Regions from separate parts of the Homo sapiens genome. Here region 2 is linked to region 1. Evidence: chromatin loops called from intact Hi-C (ENCODE). Cell type or tissue: psoas muscle. All regions are shown on one strand.

The links. Peaks named below come from ENCODE experiments on the same cell type or tissue, not always from the same donor. Only the 100,000 strongest peaks of a DNase experiment are listed, where the experiment ranks them.
Region 2: it touches region 1 in a loop (3-fold over the local background); 7 of 110 quality-filtered maps call a loop at or near these places.

Annotation. Positions count from the first base shown.
Region 1 is chr1:41,414,546-41,419,545 of GRCh38, forward strand. No RefSeq gene overlaps it. Among named protein-coding and RNA genes, the nearest start is that of FOXO6-AS1, 41 kb to the left of the region's middle. RefSeq lists a silencer at 4,412-4,706 and an enhancer at 4,412-4,706. In psoas muscle, CTCF peaks have their summits at 2,723 (motif pointing left) and 4,393; DNase peaks (open chromatin) are centred at 2,706, 4,486 and 4,926; H3K27ac peaks cover 2,171 bases.
Region 2 is chr1:41,340,276-41,345,275 of GRCh38, forward strand. No RefSeq gene overlaps it. Among named protein-coding and RNA genes, the nearest start is that of FOXO6, 19 kb to the right of the region's middle. RefSeq lists an enhancer at 4,185-4,244. In psoas muscle, no CTCF peak of the experiment used is centred here; DNase peaks (open chromatin) are centred at 1,945 and 2,838; H3K4me3 peaks cover 591 bases; H3K27ac peaks cover 3,888 bases.

The DNA.
Region 1 (5,000 bases):
CTGAAGGAAGGAGGAAGGGAGCTGGCATCTGTGGAGGACCACTTCTGACCAAGACTGCCTAGTGAATGCTGGCCACTTTCATCTTGTTAAATTTTTAAGTGAAAGGTCAAGGGACTTGCAGGGTTCATGGGGCTGGAGCAGGACAAGGTGGGCCTTGACCTCAGGCATCCATCTCCATATAGCCATGGGCATGGCTGGACAGACATACAGGTTGGAGTGGCCTGGGCACAGCTGCCAACAGCAGCCCCCCCACCCAGCCCCGACTGCCACACTGCATGTGCTGTCCCTGCTGAGGCTGGGGGGAATGAGAAAGTGGAGTGAAGGCATGGAGAGGGCCTGGGTAAGGGGCTCGGGGCTGGACACCCTAGGCATAGCCACAGGTCCTTGAGCTCCAGAGTATCCTGGTGATGCCTGGGGCAGTTCTTGGGTCTCCCCCAAGAGACTGCTCTGGGGCAGGGTGAGCGAAGTCTCCCCCACTGGATGGCATGCTCTGAGGCTTCCTGGAGTTGTCCCCTGTGGCCTGCCAGGGGCCTGGCCGGTGCTGCAGCCTGAGATTTACAAGCCAGCCTGAAGGCGCAAACAATAAATCAAGCTTGAGTCTGGCCGTGGACTTGTCCTCCCACTGCCTTCCAGGCCTCTCACCTGCCATGTCCAAGCCAGGCACTAGAGCTGGGATGGGAGCATCGGGGAGGAGCCCTGGCCCAGCCTCCACCTTCCTGCTTCTCCCTGTGAGACCCTCTCTCTGGGTTTTCCAGGTACTGAGGCCTGGAGGTTAAGGGCTGGGGCTCTTGAAGCTGTCAGCCTGGGTCCAAGCACCAGAGCCCCTCTATTCCTGGTTGGGGAGCTTGTGCAGAGGCATAGCTCTGAGCATCCATTTATGGGGATAATGGTCACACCAGCACCAGGTGCCCTTGTGGGTTTGCTAAGGTGCTTAAAACAGGGCCTGGGAGGTAAGTTGCTCTTACCTGAGTCCCTAAAACAGAACAGAGGGACAAGGGTGTGGCTTTGCCTGTGCCCCAGGGTTTATCCCTCATTGTGTCTGTCCAAGTGCCTTGGGGAGAGGTCAGGGCAGCCCTTTCCCTAGAGGCTGCTGTGAATCACTGGGCTCAAAGCAGGGCCAGGACAGGGCTGACTGGGGAGGTGCTGGGAGGTGCCCCCAGCCACAGCCCTGCAGGCTCAGGGACAGGAACAGTGATAGAAACCAGCCTTTCCTGTCCCCTCTTCCCACTGTGGCTTTTCCTCCTCTGGACAACCCTATGAAGCAGATACTGTCCCTGTTTAAAGATGAGGTTGCTGATCTCATCCTTAGATGAGGGAGAAGAGGAGGTATGTGACTTGCCCAAGGTCACACAGCTCGTAAAAGGCAGGTGGAAATTTGAACCAGCCTCTCTGGGTTTTAGTGTCTCTCAAGAGCACACCAGGCCCAGTGGCTGGGACAGGACAGGACAGGGTGCTGGGAGTTGGTGAGGCCTGGCAAACCACAGGTGCTCACCAAGTATCATTCCCTCTGCCTTCGGAGGCTAGGGAGAGGGATGAAGGGTGCCTCTTCACTGCACAGGGGCCTGTAGGATGCCCAGCAGGGGCCCACCAGGGCTGAGTGGGGCGGGAGCTCAGGGAGGTTGGTGCCCCAGGTGAGTCCCAAGCCCTGCCCTGGAAGAGGCTCAGGAGATAAGCTGGGGCCCTAGGGCCGCATCTCCTAGCAACATGGCCTTGGGGACCCTGCCTGTCTGCCTCAGGTGCCCCAGGGAGCCCAGCTCAACCGCCATCCCCAGGTGTCTGGCTGAGGAACCTGCTGGGTGGGGGCGGAGCAGAGGGCGAGTGCCAAGCCTGGGCTTAGCCCCCAGGACAGGGAAAGAGGGTCCCCTCCTCCAGCCAAGGGTGAAGCTTCTGGGGTGTGGGGGGCTGTGGGGCTGAGAGGGGAGGGGTTTTCCTCTTCCCCTTCCAGCCGTCTCTCTGTGTCTGTCCCCATCTCTCTTCCTAGTGTGCTCCCTGCATCTGGGAGCTCTCCCTTCTCCCTTCCTCTGCCTCCTGCGGCCGCCCTCACTCCCCCACTTCTCCCTCAGGGTTCGGTTTCTCTGTCTGTCCGTCTATCTCTCTTCCTGTCCCACCCGTCTCTTCCGAATGTCTCTCCCACATCTCTCTCGTGCCCCCGCCCTGTTTCCCGTGTTGCTTTGCTCTGCCTCCCTCTGCCCCCCGCCCCCCTGGCTCTCTCCATCCCTTATGCTGAGGCCTCCCCACCCTCACACTTGTGGCTTCCCCTGTCTCCTGCAGCCTTCAGGGAGCCAGGGAGGCAGCGTAGGTGCTGGTACCCCAGCCTCGGTTGGGAGTCATACCACGGATGCTTAGGGGGTGTGCAGGGAAGCCAGCCTGAACAGGAAGACAAAAATTCACTCATGACCTGGGGCTGATCTTGCCTTCTCTTGGGCCTCAGTTTCCCCATCTGTGAAATGGGTCTAATGGCTTTGGTAGGAAGTATCCGTGTTCTCTAGGCTGTTGTGGATCACAGGCTGTGATAGAAATGGACAGAATGTCAGGCTGAGGTGGTGTAGGGCATCTTCTGGAGAAAGGGCTGTGGTGGTGGAAGCCCTTCTGGAGGATGGAGGCTCATCCTTGTCCTTCTGGCCGGCAGGCTTTGGCTGGCACTGCCCTCCTCCCTCAGGAGTGGTCTTCCTGGGGTGAGTCAGGGAGGCCTTGGCGCACTTGGCTGCATCATGGTGCCCTCTGGTGGCATGCGGCAGAAACTGCTGCCACATTTTGCTCTGCCCTCTGGTCCTGGGCGGGTGTGGACTCCAGGGCTTGCTGAGTGACCCTGGGCCCTGGGAATGCCAGTAGGAGCTAAACTCTACTGTGCACTAGGTGAGTGCCAGGCTTCTCTGCACCACAACTGCTTCTGTGCACTCTCCTATTTCGTCTTCACCCTGCCCCACTATTATCCCCATCTTACAGATGGGAAAGTTGAGACCCAGGGTTTTAACCCAGGCAGTTGGCTCCACAGCCAGCACTCTTGACACCACACTTGGAATTCTGCCTCTAAAATGACTCCAGCAGATGCTACAATCCCACTATCAGTGAAGACCCATTCTTTGGGGCTATTTATTTGTCTAACAAATATGTATTTACACTTGCTATTTTCAGAGCCAAAGGAGCTCACAGAATGCACTTAGCCTGATTGTGTCACTTTACAGATGGTGAAACTGAGACCCAGAGAGGGGGAGTGACTGTCCCATGGTCACATGTGTGAGTATGAGGGTGTATGGTAGGACTAATGGATGGCAGTGCGATTGTCAAGCCCAGCATGTGTGAGGCAGTGTGGGACGGGCATAGGAGACAAAACACGATGAGTGCAGTGTTCTGGGGTGAGGGAGGCCACAGTGGGTAGGAGCTAGGGGCCACCCCACCCTAAGTGGGAAGCACCGCTGGAGGAAATGCATGGGGCAAGGGTGGGTGTGAGCTTGGATATGGGCGTGGCTGGGGTCAGTGTCTGAGCTGTGTGAGGGAGAAAGCGGAAGGGAAATGTCTAGGAGCCAGTGGGAGCCACTGGAGGGGGCCACAGTTTCCCAGCACCTGCCTGGTGCCAGGCAATGCAAGGAGTAGGACAGCCTGTCCTCATGGAGCCTGCATTCCAGGGGCTGAAAGCACAGATCACTCCAGAAACAGGCCTCTCACATCCCATCCATGGTGATGGACTCAGAACAGTGTGGGAGGCAAGGCAAGGGGTCTTGATGGGAGCTCCCTGGGGTGAGTGAAACGGTCTAGAGCTTAGCCTGGGGGGTAGTGACCCGGAGGGTTCAGAGGTAGAAATACATCGAGCTGTTCACTTCAAAATAGTGCCCCTTACTGTATGCAAATCTTACCTCAATTAAAAAAGAAGAAAACAAAAAAACCTAGCCTTCTGCTTTGGGTGGGAGGGAAAGTGGGAGTGGCCAGTAATTGTGGCCTGGGTGGAGAGGACCTAGACAGAGAGGTGCTGGCAGAGAATTCTACGGAAAGTTTGCTGGTGGGAGTGAAAGCTGGAACTCGGCTCTAGGTTTCTGAGGAGCCCCAGGGGATGAAGCTGCAAAGATGTGGGGAGGCTCAGGGATCCTGGGGCATCCCATCTCTGGAAGAGCCTCCCCTCTGCAGAAGTGGCAAGAAGCCCTCCGAGAGTGTGGGTCTGGGATGCTTTTTGTCAAATCTGCAGGTGCCTGGGTCCGCAGTCTACTCCTCTGCTGGGGGTGGAGGGGATCCCCTAGATCTACATTTTCACACATTCCCAGGGTAATTTTGACACTGTCAGCTGCACACCAGTATTAGGAAATCACAGCCTGAGGTTCCTTCCAAGCCCTGGCTTCTGTGAATCCAGATTCTGAGATTTCCTGCACTGGAAAGTCATTTTAGCTAGGCCAGCACTGCCACCGCTGGCCATGGCGAGGCTGAGTCCCAGGGAGGGGAAGTGACGTGCCCATGGACTCACAGCCAGCTTGCATCCAGAGCTGTAACCGGAACCCTGCCTAGGCTGCCAGGCCAGGCTCCCAGCCCCGGCCCGGTCAACTTTGTCATGCCCAAGGAATTCCCAGCTGTCAGAGATGGGCGGGGACCGTAGGCAATGGCAGGGAGCCTGGCAGCTGTAGGTGGGCCCCACCCACCCTCCAGGTGCCCCAGGTCTCCCGGGTTGGTTGGGGGCCATCTCAGGCTGTTGGCTGCTCGGGGCTCAGGCCCACCTCCTGCCTCTGTGGCCCCAAATAGAGCTCCTGGGGGCACTTGGCCACCAGGGGAGGAGAGCAGAACCCTGACTCTGTTCCTAGCAGGGGGAGGACCTGTTGAGTCCTGTCATGTGGGAGTGCCACCCCAAACTCCTGCCTGCAGAACCTCATTGGGATGCTGGTGGCACAGGCTGAGCCGGCAAGGTCACTGGAGAACAGAGCGAGGGTGAGGGCGTCCACCGCCAGCCTGGCACTGCCCCCACTGGCGCCTGTTGGGTCTGAACCTCTGCCTAAGGCAGTTGCTTGCACCTGGCCTCA
Region 2 (5,000 bases), 74 kb before region 1:
CAGGTCTTCGGAAACTGGTTCCTCTGCTCCTTTGGGATATTCTTTTCTTAAACCTGGGTAGTTTCCTCACATACAAATACTGTTCGATATTCACCCGAAGGCTTTCAGGGGGCTCTCTGCAGATCTTTGGAGCTCTCTCTCTGGGAAGCTCTCCTCTCCAGTTCTCTGCCCTGTGAACTCTAGTCATGTTGGCCTCTCAGCCTCTCTGTTCTGTCTCCTCCACTCAGGGAGCTATAATAGCTTGGATGCTACTCCTTGTGCTGCAGCCTGGAAACTCTCCCCAGGTAGAAGCTGGCAAGTGTAGGGCTTACCTCATTAGTTTCTTGTCTCGGAGGAATTGCTGTTTTGTATTTGCCTTATGTTCAGTGTCTGAAAACTGTTGTTTCATATATTTTATCTAGGTTTTCAGTTGCTTTAGGAGAGAGGGTGAATCGACTCCCTGTTATTTCTTCTGTCCAGAAGCCCTGTAACTACATTTCCACACTTAATTATCACACATATCTTGTATATTAGGTATGATTATCCCCATTTTATAGATGAGGAAAGTTGAGTCTTAGGGATTAAGTTGTAGTATACTAGAGTTGAGAGGTAGAATAATGTAACAGATAAAAAGATGGACTGTGTGGCCAATCTGGGTTTCAGTCTCAGATTTCCCACTTCTTAGTTATGTGACCTTGTGCAAATTAACCTCTCTGTGCCTCAGTTTCCCCACCTGTAAGAATTCAGATGCTAATAATAGAAATGACCTATAGAATTGCTGGGGGAATTAAATGAGTAAATATATAACTGGCTCATAATTACTATATATTAGCTATTATTAACAGAGTGAGTAGTTAACCATCTTCAGCTGGGTGACAGGAACACCCATTTTGAACTCCAGCTCCATCACTATCTTACTCTGGAAACTTGGCCATGTGTATCAGTCAGGTTTCAATTAGAGAAACAGAACCACTAGGGGATTCTAACCTGAAACATACAGGAAAGGGAATTCTGGGAAACGTAGTTCAGCTGAGCCTAGTTGACAATTACAAAGACATCACACCATGCTACCTAGCTGCTCTGAGGGCTTATTTCCTTGTTGGTGAGATGGGACAGTAACACCTCTCTTTGGATTAAATGGGATAGAACACATGAAGCATTTGGGTCTGGCACAGGGAAGTGTTCAATAAATGGTTCTTAGCATAGCTGCTCAGGATCCCACAGATAATAACTGCCAGAGGAGTGATCTGAACTCACAGTTGTTGTCCCTAATGCCTAATGCTCCTCCCACTTCACCCTGCCACCTCCTGTGCTGGGCCTGAGAGTGTGGAAATGAGTAAGACAAGTCCCTGCTCTCAGGATCCCATATTTCAGTAGGGGGTAAGCCAGGGACACAAATAAATACAATATAGGTCAGGAAAAGGAAGGCAGACACCATTAATGGGGGATTTCTATAAGACTAGCTCTGAGCTGGATTCCCTATACAGGGGAAGGGAAGGATGCAAGGGTTGGGGGGTGAATGGTTTGCTGCATAGGTCCTCTGTGCCAGGCTCTGTAGTAGGAAGTTTACGTGATGATCACATTTAGTCTTCACAATTAAAGAATGAGCTAGATATTATCCCCGCAATACAGATAAGAGAACTGAGACCCTGAGAGATTAAGTCATTTGCCCTAGGTCACAGAGTGACCAAATGACAGAACCCCTGCATCCCAGGAGATGGCTAGAGTGCAGTGGAAGCTGCAGCTCAGGGTCTGTCCCCCGGGTCACTGCCAAAGAAGGGTACTCCCCCTGAGCTCAGAAGCCAGGGCTGGCTATTTAGCCCCCTCCCGGGCCTGCCCCTTGCACCTGTGTGTGCCCGTGGGCGGTGGGCCCGTGGTGGCTGCAGTGCCGTGGTGGTGGCAGCAGTGGCGGGCGGCAGCAGGGAGACAGTCACACCTCGCTGTTTTGTAAACTGTTTCTCACAGCTTGTTTGTTCCGGGTTAGGGCTGGAGCGGCACCGTATGGAAGTGTGACTCATTGTTTAATGTGGCAGCTCATTAGCAGAGCTTGTTGCTGCCTCTGATTTCTCTGCTCTTGCTAATTGGAGAGCCCAGTGGGGCCCTGGCTTCCCGTGAAGAACCAACCCAGCTTCCCCAGGGCTCTAGCTGGCCCTTGCCCCTCCAGGCTCCCTGAGGAGGCCACCCCATGCCTGTGGGCCCTGGGATCAGCCAGACTGGGTTCAAATCCCAGCTCATCCTGGCTGTGTAACCTGGGATAAAGCATTCCTCCTCTCTGAGCCTCAGTTTCCTTATCCACCTAATAATTGGGAAATAGCACCCACTTCCTCGGGGTAGGCTAGAGACACAGTAATAATGTGTGTAAAGTCCCCTGGTATGTATAGATGCTCAATAAGCAGTTTTGTAGTGTTATTATTATTAGGCTGAAACCTCAGAGAGCCCCTCTGTTTTGGCCTACCTGGGGCAGCCACCCAGCCCAGAGGTGCTCCAGAGGCTCAAGGTGTGAGGACCTCTTCCACTGCAGATAATCTAACACATTTCTTTCTTCCGTGCTTCACCCCTCCCAAGGCAAATCTGCCAAGGGGCCCCAAATGCCATTCCCTCTCTGTGACCCCAGAAAAGGAAGCACAGCCTGGCTTTGGAGGGCCCTGGGCCTTCCTTAAAGTGGAAGTCTGCTCCCTGGAGCTCTCCCTCAAATTTCAGCTCTCCTCTTTGAAGCCACACAGAACACATCTGTCCCCAGTGTCCCGTGACTGTCCTTTGCTATTTGAAGACAGTGATCACATCCCCTCTCCAAGTCTTCTCTCCAGGTGGAACATGTCCAGTTTCTTCAACTGTCCCTTAAATGACATAGCTCATATGCCTGCTGGACCATACCATCAGTGGTGACCTTAGAGTTGTGCAATGCCGTGACCTCATTCTGAGTCCCTTCCCCAACCTCCTCATGCTCTGAGTCTACTCCTCTTTGCTTAGGTGCCTCCTGAGATGTGCAGTCTAGAATTCAGCTCAGTCCTCTGAACACGATAGGGCAGCCCCATCTCCTACTACGTCAAGACCTGTGCTATCCAGTGATAATATAATGTGAGCCATGGGTATAATTTTAAATTTTCTAGTGGCTGCCTTAATAAAAGGAGCTGGGCATGGTGGCATGCGCCTATAATCCCAGTGCTTTGGGAGGCTGGGGTGGGAGGATTGCTGGAGCCCAGTAGTTCAAGGCTGCAGTGAGCTATGATTGTGCCACTGCACTCCAGCCTGGGCAACAGGGTGAAATACCATCTCAATAAATAAATAATAAATAAGCACCCATCTTTTTTAAAAAGTAAAAAGAAATAGGTAACATTAACTTAAAAAATATTTTCACTTAACCAAATGTAGTCAAAATGTTATTTCAGCATGTAATCAGTATCAAAAAATCATTCATGAGATACTTGAAACCTTTTTTCATACAAAATGTTCAAATCCGGTGTGTTTTTATACTTAACAGAACATCTCATTTGGACTAGCCACGTTTCAGGTGCTCGGGAACTCCACGGAATTAGTGGCTCCAGTGCTGAGCAGTGCCGTCCAGACTCTACCTTTGTTAACATGATCTGAACTGCTGTGGTGTTGTAGCTGACACATCACTCTGGTTCAGGAGGAAGGAGTCATCAAGTGCCTAAGGGCTGGGGCCTCTGGGTGGTAGGCAATCGCGACCCCAGTCTTGGTTTCATCATTAGTTCACTATGTATGTGATGTCGCTCTTCCTTTCCAGGCCTCAGCATCCTCATCTGACAATCACGAGGTGGGAAGAAGAAAGCAGCGCCTGCTCGGTGCCAGGAACCCCCCGGGGCGCTCCCCATGTGCTGTGTTACATGTTTCTTGGAAAGCCCACTGTTTTAGGTTTTCTTATCTCTGTTTCATTCCCACTTGACCCTGAGACTTCCTCCAGGGCCTTGTGGACTCATAGCTGGTGTGTTGGTTGCTTCTGCCCTCCTGGCCACCATGGATACCAGTGGGCTCAGTTTTAGGCATGCAGCCCTCAAACCTCTTCCCTTCCTTGTCATGACTCTTTCCCTAAGTCGTAGACTAAGGACAGTGATGGCAGTGTTTTGATACGTGTCTGCAGGTGGCGGGCTCCTGCTGGATGAAAACGCCTCTGCCTGCCCAGGTGTCTGGTCTGTCACTTGCAGAGCCGTCCCTTCATGGTGGTGGTTGTGAGGCCAGGTCCCAGCCCCTCCCTGTGCCTGGTACTGTTCTGCTAGAATGTATTAGAGTGAAACCCAGACATCACATTGCCCACAGCTTCCTCCCTCATTGGCTTCCTCCCCAACTCCTCACATCCAGCTTACTTCTCCTTCCTGACCACAGGCACTCGTTCCCGTCCAAGAGCCACCTGTGTGACTTTGAGAACATCACTTCACTTGACAGAATCTCCGTGTCCATGTGTGAGATAGAGGAGAATTCCACCTTCCTCCTGAGGTTGGTGAGAATGACAACTGAGACTGTGTGATATGTGATATGTGACCGTGCCTCGCTCAGTACTTGGGGTAAATGTTAACTGTGACTGAATCTTTACCAGTCATTTTAAGAACAACTTAGCCTTACTCTCCTAACCTGAACCCTCTCTGGGGCTCCTCTGTGAGCTCTGCATGGCTTTCCTCTCATTCCCCAGCCATCTGGGTCTTTCTAGACTAGCCGGGAAAGCACCCCATCACTTCTGAACAGGGAGCTAATTGGCAGATGCCCACTTCCTTCCAGGAAAAGCCACTAAATCATGGTGCTGAAGGGGAGCTTGGTGGTCATGCTGGGGATACCCCATCACCAAGACAAACCGTCTTCGAAAATAAGACAGATGTGACTTCTACTGTGAATCTGTCTTTTCTTTTTCTTTTTCTTTCTTTTTTTTTTTTTTGAGACAGTCTGACTCTGTCACCCAGACTGGAGTGCAGTGGTGCGATCTTGGCTCACTGCAAGCTCCACCTCCCGGGTTCACACAGTTCTCCTGCCTCAGCCTCCTGAGGAGCTGGGACTACAGGCGCCTGGCA